Regions from separate parts of the Homo sapiens genome. Here region 2 is linked to region 1. A link is a loop called in an ENCODE intact Hi-C map of the cell type or tissue named here. Cell type or tissue: Caco-2. All regions are shown on one strand. Each heading gives the region's core, and the rest is flanking DNA. Links, peaks and the distances in the headings are about the cores only.

Region 1 (10,715 bases), core at 1,133-3,632:
TTCTCATAGCATCACCTCAAACCCAGGGCTGAAGTCTAGAAGCCGCATTGTCACTTCCTCATCTGTTAACCATCTCTGTGGGCTGGAGGCAATCCCACCTCAGACTGGGATCATTCAGGAGCAGACGGAATGCCTTCTAAAAGTTGAATCAGTTAGGGTCACTTATATGCAAGGCATTATGCTATATACTGTGAAATGTGCAAAAGAAATGTAACGGGTGGTCCTCATCTTGTGGGAATTGACAGTCTAAGAGAAAAATAATACATACACATGAAGAAATAACCAGTGATTCAAGGCAGAAAATTATACATTCTGAAGACAGTAAATGCTGTAGGAATTTAGAGGTGAGAAAGATGTCTCTGAATTGGGAGGGTCAGAGAAAGTTTTCCTGAAGGGTCACCCTGGCTTGGAAATGGATCTCATGGTGAAGTTAGAAGTTCAGTGGAGATAAAGAGGATTATGAAAGACATGCTTGAAAAATGGGGGGAAACCGGTCTGGCTGGGGTTGAGGCACTCAGTGGGAGAAAAATCAGAGATAAAGTTAGAAAGACAGGTTTGCCCGATTGTGACAGACCCTGATTACCAGGCTAAGGAAATGATACTTTGCTCTGTAGATAAATGGGGAGCTGGGAGGGCTTGTGAGACAAGGCCCCAGTGAACCCCCAAATCAGTTTCCTCTTTCCTCCATCCTGGCTTGTCTAAACGCATTGGTCTGGGAGCCAAGGATTCCAAATTTCTGTCAGTGCTGCCTCCTCCTGACCCACAGCTGTTCCAGGAAAGGTCATGGGAATTCAAGGACCTGAAGAAAGTCCCACATCTGACCTCAACTTGCTGTATGTTTCACTTTCTCAGTCTACAAAAATGAGCCCATTACCTTTATTTATCAAAGGACCAACAAAATTAGGATAACAGAACTTGGATCTGCTTTTGCTTGGAAGGGAACTCTCACGGGCTTTCCATTGGTATCCAGAGGCTGTGTGGAACTCCGGAAGGCAGAGAGGCTTGGCTCTGAAGGGTAGGCACCAATCCAGGCCCGGCCCTCCTCTCTCCCTTCCCCCTTCACTCCCTCCCAGCACAGGCGAGAGGAAGCAGCAGCTGTTGTCCTGTGGGGAAGACAGGCAGAGGTCCACCTGGCACTGTTGGGATTTTCACAACACCCGCCCCAACTTAAACACACACACAACAGCCTAAGGAGAAGCTGGGCCAACAGAAGTGACTTCGACGATAGAATGAGAAGGAAGCAGGGGTAGAGATTGCTGGTGTAAGGGACTTTTTCTTCCCTTCTGTCTTCTCTCCCACTGTTTTGTCTTCTGCTCTTGCTCTCTCTCTCAGAGTCTTTCTTCTCCTCCTGTGAAACTCCTGAACCAGTCCCTGGCCTGATGCCTGAATCTTTTTGTTCTTCCTAAACTTGTCCCCCTTCCTCCATCTTTTTCTGTTGCCCCATGAATGCAGTGAAGCCAAAATAGCAAAATCAGCCTACCAAGTACAAGGTGAAGCAGATCTTGGAAGCTGGATAATTTGGGCACACAAACAAAATCACCTCCCTTATCCAAATAATTGAGGCAAAACAAAGATTTCAGTTGAATTGCACGTATGGTAGGTACGACTCAATTTCGATTTTCATGTGCAAACTTAAAACCTTACTCTCTTTTCCCTTTGGACTGAAGCAGCAGGGCCATGTTTATTTCACTTTCACACAGTCCTAAGGCAGCCTTCTACGCAGCCCAGCATACTCGAGTTGAAGAGCAAACTAGGATAATTATAATATCAGGAAAACACAAGTGTAGAGGGAAATTTAAATCATGGCTTGAAAACATCCCACTCTAGGATAATGAGAAGTAGAAAGGAGACCAAGCTAGGCATTCAAATGAGCTTGCAGCCTTCCATCCAGCCTCCACTCCAAAGGCTAGACTGGCCTGTGCTGATACACATTTGATACACAGCCTGGTTTAAACCGTGGATTTTATCTCCTAACATTCATGTTTCTACGGCAGCAGGGGCATAATTCTCTATCCAGAACTTCTATCCAGAAGTTCAGCCTGCAAAGTTTGGGATACCTTAACAAAGAAGTGAACAGCTGCTCCCCCAACCAAGGCCTCGCTGAGGACAAACCAGAAGAGCCAGAGGCCTGTGTGAACTTGTTCTTGATTCTCTTTTGCCATCTAGTGGCATTTCTCATCTCCAGCACCACTTTTGCTTCTAAAGATCCTTCATCCTGACCCCCAACCCACAGCTGTGCTGTCCAGCTACTAAAATAATGTCCTCCTGGCCTCAAAACAAACTCCCCATCCTCCTGACTTAGAATCATAAATTCTGGACCAGAACACAAACTTTATGATCAGGATGGGTTGTGCGACTTCTCCACAGTTATAATCCACACAACAGCCAGGTAATCCTTTAAGCTGACACGTTCTTTATTCATCTACTTAGAACCCTTCCAGGGTTCCCTACTGTGCTTGGAGTAAAAGCCACAGGCCTTCAAATGGTCCGTAAGTCTTCCCAATGACCTGGTCTCTGGTCCCTCTCTGAACTCTCAGTTACCTGCTCCAGCCACACTGGACACACTGCTGTTCCTCCAACACCTCAGGCATCTGTCTGCTCTGGGGCTTTTGCAGTGCTAGTCTCTTCACTTGGAACATTCTTCCTCCGGATAATCACAAGTTCACTCTTATCTTCAAGTCTCTGCCCCAGAGTCAGCGATTTCAACGATGTTACGTAAAATTACTGACCACCAACCCCTATACTGTTCTACTTTTTTCCCTAGCCATTATCACTTTGAGCAAAGTATACGTATTTTTTTTTACTGTCTTTCTCCAATGGAATGTAAGCTCTACAAAGGCAGGGACTTTTGTCTTTGTTTTTTGTTGTTGTTTGTTTGTTTGTTTGTTTGTTTTTTGAGACAGGGTCTCACTCTGTGACCCAGGCTGGAGTGCAGTGGTGCAATCATGATTTTCACTGCAGATTTTATCTCTCAAGCTCAAGCAATCCTCCCTCCTCAGCCTCTGGAGTAGCTGGGACCACAGGCATGCACCACCATGCCTGGCTAATTTTTCAAATTTTTTATAGAGACAGGGTTTCGCCACATTGCCCAGGCTGGTCTTGAATTCGTGGCCTTAGGCAATCCTCCTGCCATGGCCTCCCAAAGTGCTAGGATTACAGGTGTGGGCCACCGTACCTGGCCATTTTTGCCTTTTTTGTTCAGTGATATATCCCAAGTATCTTGACACTTAGTAGATGCTCGATAAATGTTTGTTGACCACATGAATGAAGCATGCCCAAGATTCTGAGATTGCCTACTACTTACAGGTAAATTCTGAAAACAAAAATATTCCTCATCTCAGTTTTACAGGCCTTCTCACCCACAGAGGGTGATGCTTCTCTGCCTTGGTGTCTCGGTTCTCCTGAGTGTCATATTCCAAGCTCACAAGAGCTTGGAGTAGCACTGACCCAGATGCTCCACACAGCTGTAACCACCACAAGGAACAGGACATACAAGGTGAAGGAAGCACTAAGGCAGGATGTCGAGAGCAGCAACAGCATTTTAAACACAAACATTTGGGCAGTATTAAATTTTTGCAATTTTCAATAAAAAAGGGAGGGAACAAGTGAAATTGAGAGGTGTTGGCTGCCTTCTCCAGCTAAAGCCATGTGGCCTTGGTTGGTACCTGGAACTGGAGAGGCCTGTGAATCATTGTGGAATGGCTTCGCTATTGGGGATGGTGCCAGGCCTCGTGACAGTGATGATTCATTCACCCACTTCCCTCGTGTCTGTTCCATCTCCTCCGAAAGATAACCAGTATCTCCAGATGACAAGGAACCAGACAAAGCATCTTTCTAGGCTGTCCTATCTGTGCCTCAGGTCAGAGAAGAAGCAACCCTTAACACCACAGTGATTGACTCTTCCCAGGATCAAGGGCCAGAAGTGTATATGAGAGGATATGAATGACAACTCTTCCTGAAATTGATTTCAGTTGACACCTGGGTCAGGTGCTCTATTAAAGAGTCATTAAAATCATGTGGCCAGGGAACAAATACAGTCTTCGAATGTGACGATTCAAGCTTCCTCATTGCTGAACATGTTTAGGCAGGTACAGGCATCCTTAGGTGTCCACGTATTTGGGACATGTAAGTGGAGAGGCATGAACCTGATTCATTTCCTGATCCAGTGATGCTCCCAGCCCACCCCCAAACAGACACAGCGTAGCCCGGGCCAGCTCTTAAGGAGTTCAGGAGTGAGAAGAGGCCCTCAGAGATCTGACAGCCTAGGAGTGCGTGGACACCACCTCAGCCCACTGAGCAGGAGTCACAGCACGAAGACCAAGCGCAAAGGTGAGGCTGTGGCAGGATCTGGGGAGGAGTGAGGACAGAGAAGGAGGGATGGGTTCTGATCCTGAGAGTACACTCAGGTGAGCGATAAAATGGATAAAGGAGGGACTGGATTTAGGGGAGATGAGGACACGCATTGGGGAAAGGGGAGAGTGATGTTGGGGATGGAGGCAAAAAATGAAAAAGAATGGGAACACAGACGAGATGGGAATCGGGAGAGGATGAGACACAGACACAGGAACATGGAGACACAAAAGGGATGAGACTTAAGGGAAAGGGGAGAGGACAAAGAGTGACAGGCAACAGGGACAGAATGAAGGGAACAGAAATACAAGATGAGAGATGGGGCCACAGGGTTGTTGTTGGGGCTGCAGTGGATGTGGACACACAGAAGAAGAGGCAGAGATGAGACACAAAGTGAGGAAAGGAGACAACCGAGTAGGGAGATGGGTGACTAGCTCATATGAGCAGGTATAAGAGGACTAATTTCTCAACTGAACACCTCTGTCCCAGCGACCCCTGCCCTCCATCCTGACTGCTCCTCCTAAGAGAGATGGCACCGGCCAGAGCAGGATTCTGCCCCCTTCTGCTGCTTCTGCTGCTGGGGCTGTGGGTGGCAGAGATCCCAGTCAGTGCCAAGCCCAAGGGCATGACCTCATCACAGTGGTTTAAAATTCAGCACATGCAGCCCAGCCCTCAAGCATGCAACTCAGCCATGAAAAACATTAACAAGCACACAAAACGGTGCAAAGACCTCAACACCTTCCTGCACGAGCCTTTCTCCAGTGTGGCCGCCACCTGCCAGACCCCCAAAATAGCCTGCAAGAATGGCGATAAAAACTGCCACCAGAGCCACGGGGCCGTGTCCCTGACCATGTGTAAGCTCACCTCAGGGAAGCATCCGAACTGCAGGTACAAAGAGAAGCGACAGAACAAGTCTTACGTAGTGGCCTGTAAGCCTCCCCAGAAAAAGGACTCTCAGCAATTCCACCTGGTTCCTGTACACTTGGACAGAGTCCTTTAGGTTTCCAGACTGGCTTGCTCTTTGGCTGACCTTCAATTCCCTCTCCAGGACTCCGCACCACTCCCCTACACCCAGAGCATTCTCTTCCCCTCATCTCTTGGGGCTGTTCCTGGTTCAGCCTCTGCTGGGAGGCTGAAGCTGACACTCTGGTGAGCTGAGCTCTAGAGGGATGGCTTTTCATCTTTTTGTTGCTGTTTTCCCAGATGCTTATCCCCAAGAAACAGCAAGCTCAGGTCTGTGGGTTCCCTGGTCTATGCCATTGCACATGTCTCCCCTGCCCCCTGGCATTAGGGCAGCATGACAAGGAGAGGAAATAAATGGAAAGGGGGCATATGGGATTTGTGGACACAGCTGTTTCTGTTCCTGAACTAGAAGTCTTCCCCAGCTCTGACGTGGCAGTGAGGTGACCTGAAGGAAAGAAAAATATAAATAAATACCACTTCATATTTGTATAGAATCCTCTAATCCCTTGTGACATAGACTTGACAGGGATTGTATGCCTTCTTTATGGATGAGGAAATTAAGGTTTTAGAAAGCTTAATGAATTAAAGAGCTTGTCTAATTAGTTAGTAGCAGAACCTGGACTTGAACCTAGGTCTCCTTGCTCTAAATACAGTGTACCTTCTACTCTACCAGTTGCGCAAGAAAGAAGTCACTGTTACAGAGGCAAGCGGTGAACTAGGTAAGAGTTCACTCATGAAGAAACGAGTGCTCTGAAGAGCCAGTTACCCTGTGTTGGCTGCAATAAAGGTCATTACCTCTCTAGCCAAGAGATTGTTTATGAGGTGCTCTGGCATTTTATTCCTTCTCTCTCTTCCTCTCTAACTGCCCCTCCCGTTTCTCTAGACCACTGCTCTTCCAACCTAGGCCCTGGACCTGGCTCTGGCCAGATCCCCTTGGCCTGAAGACATAAGGTAAAGGGAGTGTCTGAGCTTCATCCCCCAGATCCAGGATCACATTTCCTTTGACCTTAAGGGACTTCCGTGGCCCTGAGCCTGCTTGTCACAAACAGGCTGGTGGGAGCTGCCAGAGCTTCCTTCCTCCTGATAATGATCTCCCCTGCCTCATTGCTACCCTGGCTCTCCACTCTGGCAGTCTGCCCAGGCCTGAGGGGTTGAGATGCGAAAATGCCATTTCCCTGTCCCCCTGGGCTACAGATACCATTTCTCTCGTTCTGGGGACTGGAGCTGGAGAAGGTATGGCTTGGTATTGGCCAGTCCTGATGGTCTCTCCAACATTGCTTGACCAGCACCATCCCCTTCTTTCTTCCTTTATCTCAGTCCCAAACAAGCTGCATTGTGTCCCATGCCTGTTCTATTTCAAACCCAAATTCATTATAAGACATTCCCAACCCTGCTGAGGATTCCACTCTACCTATCCCTCCCCATCAACTCCTGTGCTTTTTTACTACTGACCAGAGTCAGAGTAAGCTTTGGAGCCAGACAGAATCAGGTGTAAATCCTGACTCCCGTCTACATGACCTCGAACAATTGGCTTGTCTGTTTCTCTACAGCAAAATGTGAGGAATCCTACCTGCCAAATAGGATTCCAGGTAAAGATGTGGAAATGCTATCTATGAAACGCTTGTCAGCCCCAAGTACTGACAGGTGTTAGATCATAACTAGTAGTAGCAATATCCATCTTTGGAAAACACGCAGACCAAGGCAAATACCCCCACTAAGGTCTCCCGAGAGACTTCCTTCTGCCAGAGTGATGATCATGAGTGGGTTAGAGGACAAGCCCGCAGGCAGAGTCCTGGGAGGGCAGCCAGGTTGTCTGAGATGATGAGGAGAGAAAGTAAGGAAAGGATGATTAAAGGAAAGGAGAGCAGATCATTAAACAGTTCTAACAGAATGAGGGCCAATAAGTGGATGAGTTGGTCACAACAGCCAAACGACTGAGTGTAAAAACAAATGTTACCTGAAAACAGAACATTGCCATCATCGAATGGACTTCTGGGATTCTTGAATAAATCTGAAGTTTATCCAAAATCTGAATTTGTTTTGAACTCTTGTGGTCAGTATACTACATTTACCATCCTAAAGAGATGATTTTCACTTGTGGTGCACAGAAAAGCAAGATACTTGGGGCAGCCGATTTTTCTCTTCATTTTATTCTTTTTTCACAACTCTATCTTCTTTATTGATGATCTTTCTTATGGATAATATGGTTTTAGAGACATTCTCCTCACAAAATTTAAAGTGGCTAAAATTATGCCTTCAATGCATCCTCCCAAAATAAGAAGAATTTCCAACTAAAACTTTTTCTTGAAACTTGACCTAATATAGCATTAAAAGTTGACCTAAATAGCATTAAATAACTAGAAAGTTCTGAAGTAACCTGTGGTGATACAGGTCAGAATAGTTGTAGCCTTGGGGAAGTATAACTGTGAAGGGGCATGGGGGAGCCTTCTGAGGACCTGGAAATATTCTATTCTTGGTCTGGATATGTTTCCTATGTGAAAGCTCATTGAACTGTATACTTAAGATTTGTTTCAAAAGGCAGCAGGTGGTCATAAAAATAAATAAGAAAAAAAGATTTGTGTATTTTATGTAAGTTATATCTCATTTTCAAAAAAGTCTTTCAAATATGTATACTTCTTAAGGGATTATTTTATTTACATAATAAATCATAATACACCAATCAATTCTAAAAAGAGTAATTAAATCATAGATAGAATTATGATATAATCTAATTTCTATTGTTCTGTTCTGTACTATTTGTTAAATTAAATACTACTTGTGGTGTTTATTAAATTGTTGTAAATACATTGGGCTCAGCCAGGCACAGTGGCTCTCACTTGTAATCCCAGCACTTTGGGAGGCCTAACCAGAGCAGCTTACTTGAGCCCAGGAGTTTGAGACCAGTCTGGGCAACATAGTGAAACCCCATATCTACAAAAAATACAATTAGCTGGGTATGATGACACATGCCTGTAGTCCCTGCTACTCCAGAGGCTGAGGTGGCGGATCTCTTGAGCCCAGAAGGTTGAGGCTGCAGTGAGCCATGATCTGCACTCCAGCCTGGGCACCACTGCACTCCAGCCTGAGTAACAGAATGAGAGCCTGTCTCAAAACAAATACATACATACATACATACATACATACATACATACATACATACATACATACCTTGGTCTCAGAAAGTACAGTTGGCTTTTGAACAACATGGAGGTTAAGGGTGCCTAGTGTACAGTCGAAAATCCAAGTATAACCTTTGACTCCCCCAAAACTTAACTACTAATAGCCTATTGATCACCTGAAGCCTTACCAATAACATAAACGTTCAGTTAACATATATTTTGTATGCTATATGTATTATGTACCATATTCCTACAATAAAGTAAGCTAGAGAAAAAAAAGGTGTCATTAAGAAAATCATAAGGAAGAAAAAAATATTTACTATTCGTTTAGTGGAAGTGGCTCATCATAAAAGTCTTCATCCTCATTGTCTTCACGTTAAGGAGGCTGAGGAGGAGAAGGAAGAGGAGGGGTTGGTCTTGCTGTCTCAGGGATGGCAGAAGCAGATGAAAATTTGAATGTAAGTGGACTTGCACAGTTCAAATCATTGTTGATCAAGGGACATAAGGTTCTCCCTAAAGTTATCTAGCTAACACACTCTCTTCTATTATTTATATTATCGGTCAACTAATTTCCTATTTTTTAACCATGTGGAAATTTTAAATAATTGTTTCATATATAAGCTTTCACAACAATTAATAATAGCATCTTTCTTAAAAATAATAAATAATAATAAATACCCATTTATACTTCCACTGGCTGGTAGAATTTCAATATAATAATTTTTTTTTAAGCTCACAAGGAAAATTTCACTCCAGGTTACATCTAGAGTACTCACCAATATTTGGAAGTAACTATTCAGATATTAACAATAAATCCAAATGGCCTGGCCTATTCTTATTAGTGGTGCCCTACCTGAATAGATTTGTCACTCAATCCTTCGTGTGACCTTGATCACAGCCAAGTTAAAGGATGCCAGGAATAGTGATGAAATAGGAATTTGACTATTCAGCCTTCCAAAAGCCAAAGCTGAGATACAAGAAGATAATAATTTGGGCCAAATACCAAGGCTGGCTGAACTGTGATGCATTCCTACTTGAAAGCTGAAGAATGGGAAAAGGAGAATGCTTAATTATGAGATATTTATGTTTCTAGGGCTGGGAGCTTGGAGAGAGGAGGATGGTGTCCAGGGGAGCTTTGCCCAGTCTTGTGCAGATGGACTTAAATTGTTTCAACATGGAGTAAAGGAGCGGAAATGGAGTTCAGTAAAGAAAGTAAACCAAGAACTGGAGCTAGATGAGCTGGCTCTCCTAGAAGGGAGACTATCTGAGGTAGACTGGGGAGGAGACTTTTCTACATGACTCTGGTTCCCAGAAGTCTCCACACACTGAAGTAAATGAGCCCTAGACACCATGAAGAGGGCCAACAGAATCACTGTGAAGAGAAGGATCCTCAGCTCCAGGGATTTCCTCTGCCTACACCCTGCCCTTAAGATCAGGACCCTTTGGCCCTCTTCATAGTGTCTGGGGCTCTGGGGGATAACCCTTGAGCTATGGCACCAAAAAACATACCAGTAGCAACAACATCCAGGGGGCCTTCTCTTCTCCTTGGGAGAGCTTCAACTCATTTCATCACATTTCTTCCATGCACCTGCACAACTGGGCTTCCAAAAGTGCTTCAAAGACTTCAGAGCTTCATTCTAATGTCCTCCCCCTACCCCCACCCCACCATGAATGGGCAAAAAGAAGAGCAGTTATAGCTCTTATCAGGATGCTTACCTGTGCAAGACTCCAAAACCAGTAAGCTTGGGAACATCCACGGAGCCACAGGGACATGAGAAAGCCCACATTGCTAATGAGATCTTGTAAGAAGTCCACAGTTCATAAGAGGAAAGGTAAATAAAAATGTGTGCTCGTGATGAAAATACACACTGTGATAGAACGCCTCTTAGCTTAGGGAGGTGGGAGTTTCCCCATCTATATAAGCTGATCTCAAACTCCTGAGCTCAGGTGATCTACTCTCCTCAGCCTCCCAAAACTGCTGAGATTACAGGTGTGAGCCAATGCGCCTGGCAATAATGTTACCAACAGATGGTTTTTGGGCTTGAATACCTTCAGGGACATGGATCTTCACTACCACTTCACAAGAGTATAATGTGGATTAAAAGTAACAATACATATAAAGCACTTAGTACAGTGACTAGCATGTAGGGAAAGTTTGAATGGTGTTAGCATTTCTATTTATCATTGTGGTGTCAAATGTTGAGTGGTCAAACCTGTGATGAATGGAGCAGGCCTGACTTCCGTGACAGAAGAACAAAGGATTTAAACAAGGGAGGCCAAACT
Region 2 (10,928 bases), core at 7,006-9,505, 51 kb before region 1:
CTGGGATTACAGGCATGAGCCACCACAGCCGGCCAGGAATCCAAATTCTTTATGTGAAAATCTCCATTTGGAAAGGTTGCCACCATATCCAAAAATTATTTTAAAAATAAATAAATAAAAGCAAACAAACAAAAAACACTGCATAGGCCAATCAGAATAGGTCTTGAGCCAGATATATCTGCTGTGACTGTAATATGTGAGTTTAGCCTCATGTTATAAACACTTGAGTACAGCTCGTTCTACCCATTGAGACTATATGCATCACAGAGGGACTACACTACACCTCAGTCCTGTTTACATCCTCATCACCTATAAAACTGCATCCCACACAACATATATTTTCAAACTTGCAGCCAGGCATGGTGGCTCATGCCTGTAATCCCAGCACTTTGAGAGACTAAAGCAGGAGGATCACTCAAGGCCAGGAGTTTGAGACACACCTGGCAACAAAGCAAGACCCCATTTTTCCAAAAAAATTAAAAAATTATCCTGGCATGGAGGCATGTTCCTATAGTCCCAGCTACTTGGGAGGCTGAGGCAGGAGGATCACTTGTGCCCAGGAGGTTGAGGCTGCAGTGAACTATGCTTGTGCCACTGTACTCCAGCCCGGGCAACAGGCTGATACCCTGTCTCTAATAAATAAATGAACGAATGAATAAACTAATTAATTAATTAATTAAAACTTGCTTAATAATTTAAGGAATTAAGGAATTCCACAGAATGAGATGGCTAAGTCCTATTAGCTCTACCTTCAGTCCTGTTCAGGTCAATATTTGTGTCCATATTCATATAAGGGCATTAACAACAACATTGCATTTTCAGATGACAAGAATGTAAAAATATAGTGAAAAATATGTGAATTAATTTTGTTGGAAGATTACATACAGTTCAAGGGTCTAATTCCAATGTTTCTCACCTAGAACTTGACCCAGTGATTTAACACCTCTAACCACTCACGCCTTCCCTACCTTCAATACACTTCCCCATCTCTGTACATTTTCCCATGCCAATCTTTTTGCATGCACTGTCCTTCCCTTCCTGAATGCCCCAGCAAACCCTTGCTCACCCTCATGACCCTGCTCAGGTGGAGCCTCCTTGTAGAAACCTTCCTAGACCCAATGGGCAAAGTAACTTCCTCCATCTCTGTGCTCCCAAAAAGCAATGTTCATATAAGTGTTATTGCTTCTATCACATATTTAGTTTCTCTGCTTCTCCATAAGCTACTTAAGGACCAAGACTACGTTTCATGTATCTTAATATATCCTGTGACTAACACAGTTTCAGGAATAGAGTGCGCAGTACATAAATGCCTCATTTATAAAGATTAAATTCCCATTTTACATAGTGAAATACAAGCCTAGGAATGTAAATGACAGCTGTGTAGAAAGAAGCACAAATGTGAATGAATGCAAGATTTTGGAAATCTAAGTTGGAGTTGTTTATACATTAGATATTCATTCTTTTTTTTTTAATCAAGAACAAACTTTGTTGAACTTTGTACCCTATTAACAGAAGTTAAAAAAAAAAAAAAAAAGAACAGACTCTGTTTTACTAAACCCTCAGCTGTTGTCCCTCCTTCCCAGCTGGGGCTGTGACTGGAGCCCTTTTCCACAGCCTTGCTGCATCTTCTCCTTAGCACCTGTTCCACCTGCCAGGAAGTAGCTAGTTTCCATGTCTCTGTGCTCCAGTTTATGGGCTCCTCCCAGGTCTGACCATCAGCAGCCTCCTCCTCATCTTCCTTTATACATAAGTCCTCAGGAAAAGGTATGCTGGCCTCTGGTTCTGAAGCCACCATACCCTTATCTGGCTTGCTATCTTGTAGCAGCTTCACGGTTCGTAGCTGCATGTTCAGAAGCTCTTACGGCTCCAGCCAGAGTAGTCACACACTCAAAAAGGGGGTCCAGCGGGGCCACCAGATTGTCCAGGTGCTGCTCTGCCTGGATCAGCTGTTGCTCCAACTGCAATGGGTGCTTCTTGCCTGACTCCTCTTGGAGAACTGCAGCTTCATCTTTCCCCTGTTGTGGAAGAAAAAAGGGGCAATACTGCAGCAAAATTGTTCTGCTCCATCACCTCAGTCTCCAAAGCCAGTAAAGAGAGGAGTGTCATTTAAGGTAGAGAATGCTATTGGGATTTTACCTCAGAGAATCACAATTACTTCTAGTCTAGTTCCTCACCCAGCACATGAAGCAACATGTCATCGTGTCCCACACATGGTCATTCGGTCTGCTGAAACACCTCCAGGAATGAGCAGCTCTCTCGCGTTTGATTGAGCTCTGGTTGTTAGACAGTTCATATACAAAGCCAGAATTTGTCCTTCATGTATCTTCTTTCCATAGCCCTGATTAGAGCCTTCCAAAATAATGGCTCTTCAACGTGATAGTTCCTCAGGAATTTGAAGACAATGGGCATACCCTTGCTCCCTTTCCTGAGTTTTTTCTGGTTTAATATCTTTGATCTTTTCAGTCAGGGCTCATTTTGCATAGTTTTCTCTGGTTGCTTTACTGAACATATAGCGCTCTTAAGGCAGTTCTGGGAGACAAAAATTCTCCAGGAATGTTCTGGTCAGTAGATAAAGCACAACACCTTGTTCCTACCATTGATTTGGGAAGTAGGTTGTTGGTTGTCACATCACACCATAAACTTATTAGTCAACGGGTAGGCCTAAGTCTCTCTCATAAGTGCTGCTGCTAAGAAATATCTTCTTCCAGACTGTACTCACGCCGAAGGATAGAATTTACTAAACTATCCTTGTTAAATTTCATTATTAAATCCAGTCACTCATCCTAGCCTGTCATGTCTACCTGGGATCATTATTAGCTATCTCTTCTAGTTTCATACATCAAAATTGGTTCAATCGGTTTTATTTTCTAATGCAAATAAACAATAGGGTCAGGGCTGAAGATACTGTCCTAGAAAGTTTACTTTCCAAAATGTACCATCAACTCATATTTAAGGGCCTCTCTCCCTAGGAGAACATGAGACCACTTGATGTCTTGAACTCTAGAAACACTATGGTTGCAGCAATCAACCCCTTGTGCCACAGTTGGCCCCACTTTAGTAGTATGAACACTAGCTGAGTGTCCAGCTCCACCAGTTGCTGCTCTGGGTGACCTCAAGCAAGTGGCTACTCTTTATCAGATTGTAGGAAAATTAAATGTGATGGTCATTATTCATTTACAGTTTACCACGTGCCTTCCACATTCAGCCTTACCTCGCTGAATCCTTAAAATTACTCTATAATGTTGGAGGCCAATCAACTATTATCTTCATTTTACAGACAGCGGAAACTGTATCTTGCTCTCAGTACTATGGTGCCCCCATGAGAGATGCAGACTCAGGGCACCCAGACCCCCAGCCATCTCTGCATCTGCAACACTTATACAACACAAAAGCCACAATGGCTGAAGTGTACAGCATTCCCAAAAGCAGCACCCTGGCCCTGGCCCCCTCATGCTGGTCCTTGAACAGCAGTTGCCCGCATTCTGTGGCCCCAGGGCCTACATGGGCCGGGTTCCCTGTGGAAGGAGGGCAAAGTAGATATTCATTCTTTTACAGATTTTACATAAAGATCTGTGTTTTTTTTTTTTTAGGTTTATGTTAGTTGACATGGAATGGAGGCATTAATCAGGTCAAGACTAAAATCTAGAGAAGATAAATCCAATGCATATGGAGCAGTGGAATCACTTCAGGAGGAACTGAACAGACTGCTTTAATTCACTGCAGAATTTTGAACAGCAAGAAATCCAAAGACTCAAGTTTCCAGCATAGAGGTGTGATGAGATGGAGAATGTTTGTATGAAGAGAGAAACAGGGGTGTTGCTAAAAACAAAAAAGAAGCTGGGTTCCTCCTTGGAATGGCCCTCCCTTGCTCTACTTGTTTTGGGTTTTAGGCTCCCCTTTATACAACATGGCTCTTTGGAGTGCTGGAGTAGGATTAAAAAGAAGAAAGAGGCCAGGCATGGTGGCTCACACCTGTAATCCTAGCACTTTAAGAGGCCGAGGCAGGTGGATCGCCTGAGGTCAGGAGTTTGAGACCAGCCTGGCCAACATAGAAAAATCCCATCTCTACTAAAAATACAAAAAAAAAATTAGCTGGGTATAGTGGCGCACGCCTGTAAACCCAGCTATTCAGGAGGCTGAGGCAGGAGAATCGCTTGAACCCAGAAGGCAGAGGTTGCAGTGAGCCGAGATCATGCCATTGCACTACAGCCTGGGCAACAAGAGTGAAACTCTGTCTTAAAAAAAAAAGAAGAAGAAGAGGAAGAGGAAGAAGAAAGAGGAGGAGGAGGAGGAGGGAGAGGAAGCTGAACTGGCTTGTAGAAGATTTCATAGATGTCTGATGCCCACAGTACTATCAGAGCTTGAACAAAAACAGCTCCACCAAATTCAAAGTAGAAATTTGGAACAAGATTTGAACAAGAAAAAAAATACCACTTCCCATAACACAGTCTCCTCCTCTCCTAGCTTTAGCCCTTAACACAGAGTGTGGCACATCTAACATGGTCAGTAAAGAATTCCACCAACTCAAGAACGAAAAATAAACTCCCTATCATGGATAAATGTCTTTCCCCATTATATATCTTTCTTTCCTCTTTATCTTCTCTTTCTTCATCCCTTTCTTCTCACATTTTTTCTTCATTTTCTGTATAATAGCAAGTCTCCTAGGCCAGGTGGCTGTGCTGGCCATTCCCAGTAGTTCTCAAAAACACAAACAGATCCTTCTGGAAAGTTCTGTCTTGAATTGGTCCCTGTTGCAGGACAGTACATTAGAAATGGTATTTCTAGAAGGCTTGGAGAAGTAGATGATAAGCCAGAGTTTCCTTCTTGGGATTCCTCTCCCGAGTCTGAACTGGAAACCATTGACCTAGTTGTTAAACAATGGAGGCCCCCAACCCAGAACATTTTAATGGGATAACTTTTAGATTTTCTTGAGAAACATGAACTGAGAATAGAAAGACTTCTACATTCTCTCACTGCCCTGGCCATTCCGGTCCCTATTTCAGGGTCTCAGTCCCTCAGGAGAGATATACGAGACCCCCAATGGGTGTCCAATCCTTGGATTTTCCTCTAAGACTTTATCCATGTGTTAAGAGTCCACAATGCACCTCCAAAGAAGCTCCTGTGTGACCACCATTCATCTTCTGAGGATATCAGCGATCCTTTCATGCCATCCCATGCCAAGACTAACACTGCTCTGTGGTGATCCCCCATCCTATATCTGTAGGAAGCCATGCTGGGTCTGCCCGAGCCAGAGTTTTCAAAATCTATAATCCCTCCAGAACCTCCTTGCTTTCCTCAACATAGATTTTTGCCAAAGGAGATCAGATCCAATTGGAAGATCCCTCCCCCGCAGCAGAATACTTTGTAATTGGATTAGTCTCAACAGCAACAGTAGTTCTGGCCTTGAATATGAGTTAATCAGCCAAGTCACAACACAAGAAAGCTGACTGCACCAGAAAACCCTGTACAATCCGTGAATTTCTTCATGGTTGAGACTCAGATGAATCATCATGTTGATCTGACTCATGCTTCTCCCTGCCTTAGGCCAAGAGACTGAGGCTTCACCTGGGATCTGCCTCTTTCCCACTCAAGAGTCAAATGAGCCCCCAAGGAGTAAGAAAAAAATGTGATTGATTCTGATTTGCACCCCAGTCTTTTTTTAATTTATCATAAAGAATCAAATATTTACATTAGAAGATATCTTGTGCTGTGAAAAAAAAGGAATAAAAGAAGGGAGGAAGAAAAGAAGTGGGAGGGTGGGAGAGAAAGGAAACAATAGAATAAGGCAGGCGCGGTGGCTTACGCCTGTAATCCCAACACTTTGGGAGGCCAAGGCCAGAGGATCGCTTGAGCTCAGGAGGTCAAGACCAGCCTGGGCAACGTGGAAAGACCCCATCTCTCGAAAAAAATAAAAAATTAGCCAGGCACAGTAGCATACACCTGTCGTCCCAGCTATTCAGGAGGCTGACGTAGGAGAATCGCTTGAACCTAGGATGTGTGGCTGCAGTGAGCCATGTTCTCACCACTGCACTCCAACCTGGGTGACAGAATGTCACCTGTCTTAAAAAGAAAACAATAGGCTAGAAAAAAAAGAAAAGAAAGCAGTAAGTGACATAAGACCAAGAGGAAAAAGGGAAACTTGAGCATCATCTGTCCTCCCAGTGGCCTACGGAGGGAAAAGAGTAGACACTTAGCTTCACAGTCCACCGCAAATCAGGCAGGGTCACTTCTGCAAACACTGGTAACCTACTAAAACCCAAGCACAGAATAAGACAGACACTGAGATTCAGAGATAAAGTCAAGATGGCTCCTACTGTTGCAGGGGAACTAGAATGACTCAGAATCCCAGACAGGTCATGTTTGAAGAGGCCATTCATTCACTCCCATTGAGGTGAAAGTTGCATCCCTTTCTCCCTTCTCTCCTTCTCTTATCCTGGAGCGCAAACATTGTGTGGAGTGCAAACATTGTGTGGAGCCCCTACATAGGCGCGGTGGCTTATGCGTTGGAGTTGAACTACTATGAAGGTACTTGAGATCTGGTGATTCCCTTGGATAAATTTCCTACAAGGAATCATTTCACAAAGTTTTATGGACAGAAAATGCCCATAATTTGGATGGTGGCTTTTGGAGCCGTGACATGATCTCAGCTATATGAATAGAATTATAAGGACAAGATGCTGAGGGATTTACTCAAGAGCTCTGACTAGCTGACAGTAGAATCTTGGCAGATCTTCCAACACACACATCTAGTATGGCCCAATCTTCAGAATTATCTGTGCATTTGGGCAAGAATAGGCCCCATCGCCAGCACCCTGGCATTTGGGCAAGACTCGCACAAAAAATGAGGGATGGCTTCAGGAGTAAGAACCTTTGAGACGGCCTGGGTTGTGGACTTAATAGTCTGGAGAGATATCAACAGGTATCAATTTAATTTAATGGTTCCATTCCTCAGATATCTCTAGGGCAGAGTCCTCAGCCCAGGGCACACACAGAATCACGACTCTGAACGTGAGCATTCTCACTGGAGGGGTAGAGGTCACTGTGGTGACCCTTTTGAGCACCCAGGAAAGATTCCCAGGTAAAAGGAGGACTGAGGAAAAGCTGGAAAAGAGGCAAGTGTCAGCCTAGGATGTGTCAGTGGGCCATGCATTCATCTACAGGAAGGGCGGTTCCGCCTGGAAGAGGCAGAGCGGCCCTTCTCCCCCTGTCCACCCATGTCTCCTCACCCCACCTCACCCCGAGATGAGGAGCCCTGAGAGAGCTGGCAGGCTGCAGTCGGTGAGGTCTGCAGATTTGGGGAAGAAGTCGAATAAGGTAGAGAACCACAGAAGGAAAGTCCAATTAGGGCGCTGGGGCCTGAGATCATCAGGCCCTAGCCTGATGACTCAGGAGTCTAGCCCTCCAGATGAACTGGCTGGTTCCACACACAGGTCAAGTGGATGTGCTGGGAGAACATCCTAAACCTGTAACGGAAATTAGGGGGCCAGGAGCCCACAGAAATCACACACTGGGTGAGCTCAAGTGTTCGGAGACTGAGGTAGCAGTTGTCCACTGTCAGGTCCCGAAAGTAGATATCGCCTTGCATATGCCATTTATCCTTCTGATGCTCTAGTGAATGAAGGTGTTGATGAGCTTGCAGACTCTGGAGACCATTCCCCTATGCTATATTATCACGTCACAATAGTGGCTGGACCCACCTGAGATTCTGCACCTCAGGTAATCAGACGGCTACTGTCTAAGTCCTGGGCCTGGGGGAAACACTCTGACGTAGCAGCAGACACAGGAGGGTCCCCGTCAGAACCATGTTTTCTGTGAAGTGGGGATCAGTCCTTTTCCCTGAAGTACCTAGCACATAGGTGTTCTCAGTAAGTGTTATGTTAGCTTACTAAGAAGACTGGTCTCATTTGAAGAGAAATTAACAAATGTAAAAAAATAAATAAACCTATTAACTAGGTTTAATATTTATCAAACTATTAACTATTCAATAATCATTTAACTATTAATTTCTGTTTTCTTCAGTCGCTTAAATCTGATTTTTCTCTTCTTTCCGTTACTGCAGTCTCCCTTTTTCACACAGGGAAACAACCCAAGACTCAGAGTTCTCCGCGGAGGAATGCAAAGAACACAGGAAGTCAGTACTCCCAGAAACAGTCTTTGCTGGCGCGCTCACACCCAACCCCATCCCGCCCCCGTCCCGTCCCGCCCCGCCCCACCCCACCCTCTTGATTTCTGGGGCCGGTGACCAGGCCCAACGCAGCCTTCAAGTCGGCCCAAACACGGTTTCTGCCTCAAGGATTATTTATATAACCATTGCTTATTGGCTGCTGGCAAACACTCGCTCTTCTCGTTGGCTGAAACTGTCGGGAGAAGTTCTGCGAAGGCTGCTCCTTGCGGCGTTGGGACTGAGGGTCACAGGCACCTGTATTTCCGTTTCCGGTTCGCCTCCGGAGCCATGGCGGCGGCACTGAAGTGTCTACTGACATTAGGAAGATGGTGCCCCGGCCTTGGAGTGGCTCCCCAGGCCCGGGTGAGTGCCTACATTCCCTGCTGTCGGAGAGACTCTGGATCTGCAGAGACATCTCCGCGCAGAGGAGGAGCGCTCCTGGCAGCCCCCGCCCTAGCGATTGCCAGCAACTTTCCTTTCTGCCAGGAAATCAACCTACCTTTCTCTGCCTGCAGGCGCTCGCCGCCTTAGTACCCGGAGTGACCCAGGTAGATAACAAGTCCGGTTTCCTGCAGAAGAGGCCTCATCGCCAGCACCCTGGCATCCTAAAGCTGCCGCACGTGCGGCTGCCACAGGCACTGGCTAACGGTGCCCAGTTATTGCTACTTGGTGAGTAACGGCGGGAAAGCGAGAAGAAACGGGACTGGACCTACATGCAAGTGATTCCGCTTTTCGTCTTTGGCCCATAGGGAGCGCTGGGCCCACTATGGAGAATCAGGTGCAAACACTGACCAGTTATCTCTGGAGCAGACATTTGCCTGTAGAGCCAGAGGAGTTGCAAAGACGGGCTAGGCATCTTGAGAAAAAATTCCTGGAAAACCCAGGTAGGACTTAAGAATAATTAAAAAGTGGGCGAGATTGAAATATCGGTTAGAAATGAAGAGTAAGAAATAATTCTACAATCTCTCAGATACTGAAGTCTCTTATTTGACTTTCTAACCAGAGCAGCAGTTGTTACAATGATGCCTTACTAAAAGAAGGTAGATTATTTTAGAGATTGCTTAGGTAAAGGTCAGAATGTCCCAGTATACTGTTTTTTGTTTGTTTGTTTGTTTTGTTGTTTTGTTTTTGCTTTGAGACAGAGTCTTGCTCTGTCACCCAGGCTGAAGTGTAATGCTCGATCTCGGCTCACTGCAACCTCCGCCTCCCGGGTTTAAGTGATTTTCCTGCCTCAGCCTCTTCAGTAGCTGGGATTACAGGCGTGCACCACCACACCCGGCTACTTGTATTTTTAGTAGAGACGGGGTTTCATCATGGTGGCCAGGCTAGTCTCGAACTTCTGACCTCAGGTGATCCGCCCACCTTGGCCTCCCAAAGTGCTAGGATTACAGGCATGAACCACCGCGCCTGGCTACCAATATACTGTTAAAATCTAGATATTTATTTTTTTCTGCAAGTCCACTGGATTAGGACCTTCTAAGTTTTTATTCAGGTAAAATAAAGTCCCTGGATGGTCCCTGCCCAGTACTGAAACCCTCTTCTGGGATAAGAGGGTAAATATAATTCATCAAGTTAGTTTCATGATTGTGAGCTCCTTGACACTACCATTTATTCATCTTGCATTCCCTGCACACCTCACAGTACCTGGCTCACAGTAGTTCAGTAGATACTTGCTAAATAGTACTGAACTGAACAGTCATGAGACGTAGATTTTCAGATTTCTTTCCTCTCCATAGGAATAGTGGAGATCATCAAAACCTTAAATTTTGGAGAAGTGAAGAAATCCAAAAAATAATGTCCTTGGCCTACCCTTTAAAAAAAATTTTTTTTTTTTGAGACAGAGTCTTGCTCTGTTGCCCAGGCTATAGTGCAGTGGTGCGATCTCAGCTCACCACAACCTCTGCCTCCCGGTTTCAAGTGATTCTCCTGCCTCAGCTTCCCAAGTAGCTGGGAATACAGGTGCACGCCACCACGCCTGGCTAATTTTTGTATTTTTCGTAGAGAAAGGTTTTCACCATGTTGGTCAGGCTGTTCTCAAACTCCTGACCTCGTGATCCGCCTGCCTCAGCCTCCCAAAGTGCTGAGCTTACAGGCGTGAGCCACCGCACCCAGCTTACCCTTTAAATTTGTATCACACTTTCCTTTAATATAAAACAAACCTGTGGGACAGGATTGGTTAAGCTGAATAAACCATTCTTATAAATAAAATGCTATCTGATACAATCTGTTAGTGGTAGTTGTTACCGTTAATTCTTGCCTGAAACTTTTCTCTAGGTTTGTCGTCTCCCTTGAGCTTTAAGGCTTTTCTTAGGTGGAGTCGGGGAGGACTGGGTGGGCAGTATATTCAGATATTGGATCTGAGCCCTGTTCTCCCTAGGTCCTGACTTCCAGTCCTTGTTCTCACCACAGACTTATCTCAGACAGAGGAGAAACTTCGTGGAGCAGTGCTACACGCACTACGTAAAACTACCTACCATTGGCAAGAACTGAGGTAAGGGGGCCCAGAAGAGGTGCACAAGAAAGCAAAGGTAGACTTTAGAAAGAGAGTTGGGGGAGTACAATTACACAATCAATTTAGTATTTTCTTTTATATCACCTGACCTTAAAAGGATCAATTTAGTATTTGAAAAAGCTAAAGTACAAAGTTTTGAACACTGAAGTTTGAAAATTTAGTGTTTGTAAGTCTCCCCAGGACCCTTTTGTATTGGGGAGTGAAAGGCCTGAGCTGGAAGAGCCCTTTCCAAGATGTCATTTTCTAAATCTA

The links. A loop is a pair of places that touch in the nucleus more often than their neighbours do. Peaks named below come from ENCODE experiments on the same cell type or tissue, not always from the same donor. Only the 100,000 strongest peaks of a DNase experiment are listed, where the experiment ranks them.
Region 2: it touches region 1 in a loop (8-fold over the local background); 8 of 110 quality-filtered maps call a loop at or near these places.

What each region holds. Positions count from the first base shown.
Region 1 is chr14:21,038,114-21,048,828 of GRCh38, forward strand. It overlaps RNASE7 (ribonuclease A family member 7), which reads left to right and starts at 4,249. Exons shown (of 2, transcript NM_032572.4): 1 at 4,249-4,329; 2 at 4,840-6,120. The coding sequence starts at 4,880. The coding sequence ends at 5,350. LOC105370398 (a long non-coding RNA gene) reads right to left here and starts at 10,582. Exons shown (of 4, transcript XR_943588.3): 1 at 10,149-10,582; 2 at 9,942-10,033; 3 at 8,753-8,817; 4 at 8,284-8,395. It also overlaps a transcript of NDRG2 not described here. RefSeq lists a silencer at 1,025-1,189. In Caco-2, for the core only: a CTCF peak has its summit at 2,163 (motif pointing left); a DNase peak (open chromatin) is centred at 2,128.
Region 2 is chr14:20,981,551-20,992,478 of GRCh38, forward strand. It overlaps METTL17 (methyltransferase like 17), which reads left to right and starts at 8,430. Exons shown (of 14, transcript NM_022734.3): 1 at 8,430-8,527; 2 at 8,680-8,833; 3 at 8,914-9,048; 4 at 10,574-10,655. The coding sequence starts at 8,453. It also overlaps the pseudogene LOC100130571. RefSeq lists a silencer at 8,077-8,206 and an enhancer at 8,957-9,006. In Caco-2, for the core only: no CTCF peak of the experiment used is centred there; DNase peaks (open chromatin) are centred at 8,351 and 8,801; H3K4me3 peaks cover 1,828 bases.